2 separate regions of the Homo sapiens genome follow, and region 2 is linked to region 1. A link is a loop called in an ENCODE intact Hi-C map of the cell type or tissue named here. Cell type or tissue: dorsolateral prefrontal cortex. All regions are shown on one strand.

Region 1 (5,000 bases):
GCCTTGGGCTGAGGCTCTCCTGCTGGCCTATGGTCTTTGGAATTTGGGAGAATTAGTAAGAGAAAGATGAGAGCAAGCCATAGAACAAGAGCAAGTGAAGAAGAATGAACACCTAGAGAGAAATATATATTAATATAAAACAGCAAACAATGGCCTCAGAGATAACTCAGAGTAAATCTCAGTTAAATCACTCTTCATGAAACAGAACTGTTCATACCACTCCCCAAAAGTGGTGGTTCTCACTCATGGCTGCATATCAGAATCACCTGGGAGCTTAAAAAGCCCAAGCCAGCCAGCCCTTTAAACCTACCACATCAGAATCTCTGTGCCAGGGACCTAGACAGCTATAATCTGTAAGGCTCTCTGGGGCTTCTCAAGTTTTAAGGTGCACACAAACCAACTCTAGGGGTCGTTAAAATGAAGATTTGGATTAAGGAGTTCTGAGCTGGGCCCTGAGACTTGAGGGCCTGAGACATTTCTTTTTAAAAAATTTTTATTTTATGTATGTATGTATGTATGTATGTATGTATGTATGTATGTATGTGTGTATGTATGTATTTACAGAGACAAGGGCTCACTATGTTGCCCCGGCTGGTGTCCAGCTCTTGGACTCAAGTGATCCTTCCATCTCAGCCTCCCAAAGTGCTGGGATTACAGGCATGAGCCACCACGCCCAACCCTGAGACATTTCGAACAAGCTCCCAAATGAGGTTGGGGCTTCCAGTGCAGGGATAACACATTGAGTCACCAGGAACCAGGTGATTCAAATTTGCAAACGAAGTTGAGAACTGTGCTTGTGAGGATGTTGTGGGGATTAAATGAGGGAGTAGTTGGGACACTTGTGGTGTGTAATCGCCAGTCAATTATCACAATTCTCCTACACACCCTTTTCTTGAGTGACAGCAAAGAGTAGATGATGAAGTCCCTGATGGAACATATCTAATATCTATTGAGCACCTACCGGGTACCATGTGCTTTAAAGTATGCCACCCAAATGAGTCCATTCTTGTGGATGTGGAACAAACTCAGAGATAAAAAATTTGCTCGAACTTGCTTAGACATTTGTTAAAAAATACTATTCGATGACACTTGTGAAAGCATGGTAAAGACTTTATTCAGGACCATCGCTATAGGTGTAGGGACAGCTGCAATGGAATGTTGCAATGGGTGAGAGAGATGGACAAGTCGGAAACGATAGCCCAGGAGCAGGGTGTGGTTTGCTGGATGGAAAATTACTAAGATGAAACATCAAGAATAAAAGGGATTCTGGCTAAACCTATCGAACAAGATTCTTGCTGAAGACAGGCCAGGGTGATCAGAAATCACCTGGGGGATGGTGCAGGCTGAGGAACCTGATCAGATATCCAGGGCTGATGGTTCTTGCTAAACTAACTTAATAGGGTTCTTTGCTACAACTGGGTGTTACAAGGAAGTTCAGAGATGGGCCTAGAAGAAGGTTCAAGAGCCTGACTCGAGTTTGGTCAAGCAGAGAATCTTTGTCACATTGAATAAATGGTAAATCCTGGATTCATGCCCAGGGATTTCCAACACCCAAAGCTGAGCCCTTTCCAATCTGCCAAGCTGGCTGTGATCTAGAAGGCGAAGGCGGTGCATGTGTTGGACAGCTGCAGAGGGCAGGGCAGCTGAGCTGAGGATGCTGTGCAGGGGATAATGGAGGCCATTGTGAGAGCTGCCAGGTGGATGGAGGGAAGAGCAGGTGTGTGATGTTGGGGCCAAGGAGCAGCTTAAGAGAGGAGCAGCAAGTTACCTCAACCGAGAACAGAGGGAAGACTTAAGGATTATATCTCTGGCCTTCACCCAGTGCTTTCCCAGCCCTCGTTACCTTAGAAACATTGCCCACAATTGCCAAATGTCATTTATTGTGCCTCTGCCTGAGGAGTGGGGTGCTTCTCCGAACCCTCCTGCCCCACACCCCATAGTTTGCAGTGTTCTTCCACCTATGATCACAGCATGAGGGCTAATCACCACCACTTTTCAGATGAACAGTCCCAGGTTGGAGAAATCCAGGGACTGCCCTGACTTATCAGTCAGACAAAGACAAAACCCAGGCCCAGACCTCTTATCAAAATGCTGTGGTGTGCAGGGCTTTGGAGGCCTCCATTTGGCTAGACATTCAATGGCTGTTCTATAGACAGAGAAAAGGGACTGACTCCATGGGGCCATCAAAGACTCCTCTGGCCAACGTGCATGACACTGTGTTTCCTTTAAGAAAGAGAGAGATGTGGAATCATGTCATCATTTGAGGTAGAAACAGTTAAGTGTCAGGTTTCGTCTGTATCACGAGCAGGCAAAGGAAAACGTGTCGGAAATCCTGCAGGAATCAATAACCCACCCACGCGGCCTCAGCAGGAGACCCCCAGGCTCTGCGGAGAGGCACTACCATCAGGGCTGGCAGCTCAGGATGTACTGATCATTGAGAGGGCACTGCCACCTTGTGGTACCTGCTGAGCACTGCGCCACCCTCACATTCTGCCCAGTGCGAGTATTTATGCATGTCGGATCTCTGCTTTTCCCTTCTCTCTTCATTTACCTTAGATGACAGGACAGATAATAGTGATATTTACATACACAGGGAACACAAGAAGGGAGACAGTTGTGGTGGGAAGGAGAGTGAGCTTGTATTTGAGAGAATTGGACCAGGAGTATCTCTGACAGGGAGAACAGCAGAAATTCTATTAATTATGAGGCAAAAAGAAAGATATGAATAAATTAGGCCAACTTCTTTGCCAATGAATTTATTTATCTATATAGAAAATTTGTGGGATCCCTTTTCCCTTTAACAGGGAATATAGATACTGTATAGTTCAGGCAGTATCTAGTTGGTATCTACTTTCTTGCTAGACAATCAAATGCACAGCCCTTTCCCTCCCCAGGAAAATTGTGCCAGTGAAGGTCTCCGGAAGGGGCCAATCCTTTACCTTGGTTACAACTTTCTACTTTATTTGTGATGTCAAGTCCATTTGGCAATAGGCAGAGCCATCTTTCCCAGCAAGAGGATGAGGTGGGTGATAATATTCTACGGTACTTACATTTCTTTGTGAAAGAACTCAAATACATTCTAGAATCAATGGATCTTAGAGTGGGAGGGGATCTTAGAAGCCAAATTTTATAACTTTTAAATGGGATTTTTACAATCCCCGGGTTCTGCAGAAGTGGCACTGGGTGTTCCTGGGCTGGGGGCACCAGTTGGGCTGTTGGTCCCCTCCATTATCATCTGTTTCAATGATGAGCTTTGATGTAACACTGTATTAGTTTGTTAAAGCGGCTGTAACAAAATACATAGACTGGGTGGCTTAAGCAACAGAAATTTATTTTGCACATTTCTGGAGGCTGGAAGTCGGAGATCAAGTTGCCGGCAGTGTTGGTGTCTGGTAAGGGCTCTCTCCTTGGGCTGGGCCAACTTTTCACAGTGAGCTCACATGGTCTTTCCTGGACATATGCTTGGGGTGGGAGAAGAGGGAGCTCAGGCTCTCCGGTGTCTCTTCTCATAAGGACACAATCCTATGGGATCAGGGCTCCGCTCTTATGACCTCATTTAACTGTACTGGGTTTCAACATAGGTATTTCAGGGGACACAAACATTCAGTCCACCACAAACATCTAGTTTGGAGAAAAAAAATTCGATAGTGTTTGAGAATCTTCTGCCTGTGTCAGAGCCCTGGGGGACTGAGATGATAGAGGGGATGGGCCAGAGGGGGTCTTGACTCCCAAGGTTACCCAGCGAGGGGATGGCAAGGCCTGGTCACACTACAGGAGTGCATGTTATGGGGCCTTCCTCTGTGGATGCCAATTTAGGGAAAACTGTTCTTAGAAATCATGGTGGTTTTCTTACATAGGACTATGTGGTTTTAAAAAAATAGAGAAACAAAAGAAAAAAAATGGTGATTTCCAAGTCAAACAGAAAATTTTAAAAATCCAGAATGGGGCTAAAATTGGCTACACATTGAAATTCAGTGGGGGATAATTCTCTTGAAATACAATTAAATCAAGTACACAATGAAGCATAGAGTGCACGCTTAATTTATCTAGAGCCAGGGATAACTGTTTAGTTTTGTGATAAGGACTTGCAGAGATTCTGAAGGAAATTTCTGGGCTATCTTGATAACCTTATTATTATACCTGATTTCACTTACTTGGACATGGCTGTACCGTAATTTCTATCTTTGATTTCCTAGCTATTGTTAACACCTGTATTTTACTCACAAATGTAACGAAGAGACAAAGAGGCAGTGGACATTTTCTGGCAGTATCTGGAAAGGATCTTGGTACTGCGTCGTCGCATCGAGCACGTGTCTGACACACAGCAGCTGTTCAGTAGATACGTATTGGATGGATAGGTGAATATGTCAGAACTAAGTGACACAGACAGGGATTCAGGGGGTCAAATGGATGCTGGCTTACAAATGAGGAAGTGATTGCTGGAGGTGACATTTTCTGGTGCTTGATGCTTGCTGGTTCTGGACGTCCACCTCCTGGTGGCCTCTTCCAAGTCCAGTCTGTGTGTCTGCATATCAATGTGGTCTTTAGTGTAGAGTGTGGCTAGAGGCCAGGGCAGGAGAAGTTAGGCTGGTTCCCCGGGCCTCCAGTGAAGATGCCCTGAGCCCTCGAGCTCTGCAGATGAGGCTCTAGCACAGTCTCTGCTATTTTCACCCTTCTTTCTTCCTTCCTGACTTCTCCAGACTCAGTCTTCTCACCTTGCTCTTGTTCCCCTTTCCACAATGTGGCCCCAGTTCTCCAGGGCTGCACGGAACTTGGAGAGAGCACTGTGGTGCTAGTGATGACTAACATGGGCGGGGGGACCTTGTTGGTGTGTCCCCCTAAAATTCATTGTGTCTGCAGGGGGTGGCATTAAGGGGTCACAAGTGAATGGAGAAAAAAGACCAAGGGGTGCCCAGGAAAGGGTGAGCAGTTGCTCCAGAGGAGCCTAGGAGGGAGGCAGGAGAGGAAGGCTGGTGGGGAATGACGCTCAGCAAACTCAG
Region 2 (5,000 bases), 170 kb before region 1:
AAGAGAATAAGCCACCGACTGGAAAAAATTATTTGCAAAACATATATCTGATAAAGGATTGGTATCTAAAATATACAAAGAACTCTTAAAACTCAACAAGAGAATAAACAACCCAATTTTAAAATGGGCAAATAGCTAGAGGCCATTATTCTAAGCGAATTAACGCTGGAAGAGAAAACCAAATACCACATGTTCTCACTTATAAGTGGGAGCTAAACATTGTACTCACAGACATAACAATGGTAACACAGACGCTGGGGACTACTAGACAGGGGAGGGAAAGAGGAGCAAGGGCTGAAAAATTGTTGGGTACTATGCTCACTACCTGGGTGATGGGATCATCTGTATCCCAAACCTCAGTATCACATAATATATCCATGTATATGTGATACAAACCTGCGTATGTACCCACTGAATCTAAAGTAAAAGTTGAAATTATAAAAAATAAAATAAAAATAAGCAAAGATCTGAACAGACACATCACCAAAGAAGATATACAGATGGCAAATAAGCATGTGAGAAAATGTTCAACATCATTTATCATTAGGGAACTGCAAATTAAAACAACATTGAAATACCACTACATACCTAATAGTTAATGTCCAAAGCATAGTACCAAATGCTGATGAGGATATGGAGCAGCAACAGAAGTTCTCATTCATTGCTGGTGGAAACGCAAAAGGGTAAAGCAACTTTGGAAGACAGTTTGGCAGTTTCCTACCAAATTAAACATATGCTTCCCATATGACCCAGCAATAGTGCTCCTTGATATTTACCAAAATGAGGTGAAAAATGTACGCCCGTGCAAAAATCTGTATATAAATGTTTACAGCAGTTTTATTAATAATTGTTAAAACTTGGAAGCAACCAAGATGTTTTTCAGTAAGTAAATGAATAAACAAACTGTAGTACAGCCATACAACAAAATATTATTCAGTAATTTTTTTTGAGACAGGGTCTCTCTCTGTTGTCCAGGCTGGAGAGTGGGGTGATCTCGGCTCACTGCAGCCTCAACCTCCTGGGCTCAAGTGATCCCCCCACCTCAGCCTCCCAAGTAGATGGGACTATAGACACGTGCCACCACGCCCAGCTAATTTTTTTGATTTTTTTGTCAAAACGAGGACTCAATATGTGCCCAGGCTGTTCCTGAACTCCTGAACTCAAGCTATCCTCCTGCCTTGGCCTCTCAAAGTGCTGAGACTGCAGGCATGAGCCACTGCACCTGGCTAATTTTTTTTTTTAAATGAGATGCCACAAAAATATATAGAGGAACCTTACATGTATTTTGGTAAGTGAAAGAAGCCAATCTGAAAAGACTATCTACTATCTGATTATAGCTCTCTGGCATTCTGGAAAAGGCAAAACTGTAGAAACAGCAAAAAGATCAGTATTTACCAGGAGTTCAGGAAAAGAAGGGAGGGATGAATAAGTGGAACACACAGAATTTGAAGGGTAGTGAAACTATTCTGTATGATACTGTAATGGTATGGCATTATACATTTGTCAAGGCCCATAGGATATACAAAACAGAGTGAACCCTAATATAAACTATGAATTTTAGTTAATAATAAAATATCAATATTGACTCATCAATTATAATACAATCATGCAAGATGTTAATCATAGGAGAAACTGTATCTAATGGAAGGTGAGAAAGCATATGAGAACTCTATTTTTGCTCAATTTTTCTGTAAACCCAAAGCTGCTCTAAAAAATAAAATCTATTAGTTAAAAGGAAAGAAAGAAAAATAAAGCATGACAAATGAAGAGAAACACTGCCAGAATAACAGAGATTTCTAAAACTCCATTCCTCCATTAAAGCACTAAGAACACTGGCAAATTTGTCAAAATCAACTTTTTCAGAACTCTAGAAATCAGCCAAATGCTTGCAACAACTAAGGAGCATTTAATCAATAAAAACTGCTGAATCTCAAAGAAACAGCAAGCTCTGTGGCATTTTAATTTATCCAATAGCCACACCCATCTCCTTACCTTTGTGGTAGCTTGAGAACCAAAAGCATTACAACAAGCATGGCAGCTATGAAATCCAGCAGTCACTAGAGATTGGGGGACAAAATGGGTTTAGAACTCTCCAAAAAGCACCACTCCCAAAGAACTGCTATGATTTGATCTCCCTGGCCGCTCCCTAGAAAAAGCCCATTCTCAGGAGTTGGTTTGAGCTGATTCAAAGCTTGTTCGGTAATTCCCTTATCCCTAGTGCACTGCTTAAAATCTCAGCTGCCTGAAATGGCAATATCAATTGGGACAAACAAGAAGCTGACCAAAAATCATAAAAGGAAAACCTGAGGAAAGAAATGTCCACAAGAGGCTTTGAAATGCTCCAATATAGTCTTGGGAATAGAGAAGAACATATACATGTATAGGCTGTGTATGTACATGCCAAGGAAATACCAGAGAATCCCCTAATCTTCCACCTTTGGCTGACTTTGAAACTCTAAACAAGCAGGAAGTGAAGGCCAAGGCAGAGCTGCAAACTACTTACAGGACTGCAGGTGTGCCTAAGCTGCAAACTACTTACAGGGACTGCAGGTGTGCCTAAGCAAACACACAGAGCCCCCTGGTGGAGGCTGGGAGACTTACTAGTTCAAGGCATTCAATGAAATCTCCATCCAACCATTAGCTGACCACTAATCAAACCAAGCAAAGACGTCAAATATTTTTTTAAAATACAGACTTTTTACAGAATCTGTCTAGAAAAGTCAGTAAACAACCACAAAAAAACACAACAACAAATCCTGGCCAGGGAGAAATCTGATTTAAGTAGTTTTCACATTATTTGTATTTTTTTTTTTTCAAATTTTTTGTGACAAGCAAGGAATGATGCTCATACATTCCCGTAGTTAAGTGGCCAGAGCGAAGTGGGGAGGGGCAGAAAGAACGTAACTAATGACCAAACATGTCCCAAATTTGATGAAAAACATTAATCTGTATATCTAGGAGGCTCAACAAACTACAGATATGATAAACTAAAAGAGAGGCGCATTATAATTTAACTGTTGAAAGCCAAAGAAAAAGTGAAAATCCTTAATGCAGAAAAAAAGCTGGGGGGGGTGGTGGTGGCAGGGCGGGGGGACTCATCATGTGGAAGACACGCTCAGTAACATTAACAGCCGATTTCTCATCAGAAAGCATGGGAGTTGAAATATTACAAGGAACACTGCCAACCAAGAAGTCTACATCTGGCAAAACTATCCTTCAAAATAAAAGAGAAATTAAGACATTCCCAGATAAACAAAAACAGAGAATTTATTGCTAACACACCTTCCCTACAATATATAGTGAAGTTGGAGACTTGAACACCTCACTTTCAATAATGGACAGAACAATTAGAGATATATGAGAAGCAGAAGATTTAAGCAACATTATAAACCAACAAGACCAAAAAGACATCTACAGAATATCTATAAAAATTAAATTAGCAATCCAAAAAACTGCCACAAAGAAAAGCCCAGGCCCAAATAACTCCACTGGTCAATACTACAAAACATTCAAAGAAGAATTCACAAAAATCCTTCACAAACTCTTCCCAAAAGTAGAAGTGAAAGGAATACTTCCCAATTCAATCTGTGTGGTCCTGATATCAAAACAAGACAAGGATATCTCAAGAAGAAAAACAAAACAAAACTACAGACCAGTATTTCTTAAGTGTGTATATATATATATATATATATATATATATACACATACACACACAAAAAAAATCTTCAACAAAATACTAGCAAACTGAATCACACAACATACCAACACAACACGCAACATACCAAAGTATTACTCCACATTAGTAGAATGAAAGCGGAAAAAAAAGATTATCTCCATAGACACAGAAAAAGTAATTGACAAAATCCAACACCCTTTCATGATAAAAACACTCAACTATCCATGAATGGAAGGGAACTTCAAACTGATAGAAAGTATCTTTTAAAATCCACAGCTAACATCACATTAACAATAAAATATTTAAAATATTTATTTTCCCCCCATATCAGAAACAAGACACACCTATTGGCTTTCACCACTTCTACTCAACAGAGGTTGTAGCCATAGCAATTATGCAAAAGATAAAAAGACATTTTTATCCAAAATGGAAAGGAAAAGGTAAAAACTATTTGCAGATAACATATCTTGTATATAGAAAATCCCACAGCTGGGGTGCCCAAGCCCCTAACCAGGGACCAGTACCAGTCTGTGGTCTGTTAGGAGCCAGGCCACACAGCAGGAGGTAAGCAGAGGGCATGCATGTAAGCATTCCTGCTTATCTGACAGGAGCTCCACCTCCTGTCGTATCAGCGGCAGCATTAGATTCTCATAGGAGCACGAACCCTATCGTGAGCTGCGCATGCAAGGGATCTAGGTTGAACACCCCTTATGAGAATCTAACTAATGCCTGATGATTTGAGGTGGAAGAGTTTCATCCCAATCCCAAAACCATCCCCCAACCTCCCACCCATGGCCTGTGGAAAATTTGTCTTCCAGGAGACTGGTCCTTGGTGCCAAAAAGGTTGGAGACCACTGTCCTACAGGACTAAGCAAACAGAGGGTTAAATGACTCATGTACATGAACACTGCAGCCACTCAGGACTGCAGCAAAGCTTATAATAAAGAGGGAAAGTGGGCTAAGGGCCAAGCCTTTTGTAAGCTCCAGGTAGGAACCAGTAAAGAAGAGTTGATACAGCCAAATGCCCTAAGTCTCAAAAAATGGGACTTACAATCACTTCCTTTAGAAGTGACAATGAGAAATGAGGACAAAAACCCCATCTCTAAACAGTGAAGTATTAGGGTGACTGGAAAATAAGAATCTTTGGTGTAAAAATGTTACTGGGGAAGTAGTATATTTGGGAAAGAGCTAGGTTTCAGTTATGATTAGGAGAATGTAGGTGAAGAGATGAAGAATGTGAGTTTGCTAGGATATGAGAGAATTCCAGATAGCATATCAAAAGGTGTAGAAAAAAAGGAGGTCTGGGCAGAAAAGAAGAGAGGAA

The links. A loop is a pair of places that touch in the nucleus more often than their neighbours do. Peaks named below come from ENCODE experiments on the same cell type or tissue, not always from the same donor. Only the 100,000 strongest peaks of a DNase experiment are listed, where the experiment ranks them.
Region 2: it touches region 1 in a loop (3-fold over the local background); 14 of 110 quality-filtered maps call a loop at or near these places.

Annotation. Positions count from the first base shown.
Region 1 is chr10:84,262,224-84,267,223 of GRCh38, reverse strand. No RefSeq gene overlaps it. Among named protein-coding and RNA genes, the nearest start is that of LINC00858, 15 kb to the left of the region's middle. RefSeq lists a silencer at 2,374-2,523. In dorsolateral prefrontal cortex, CTCF peaks have their summits at 2,261 and 2,461 (motif pointing left); a DNase peak (open chromatin) is centred at 2,443; H3K27ac peaks cover 783 bases.
Region 2 is chr10:84,427,687-84,432,686 of GRCh38, reverse strand. All of the region lies in intron 5 of CCSER2 (coiled-coil serine rich protein 2), which reads right to left. Among named protein-coding and RNA genes, the nearest start is that of CCSER2, 100 kb to the right of the region's middle. In dorsolateral prefrontal cortex, a CTCF peak has its summit at 2,587 (motif pointing left); a DNase peak (open chromatin) is centred at 2,566.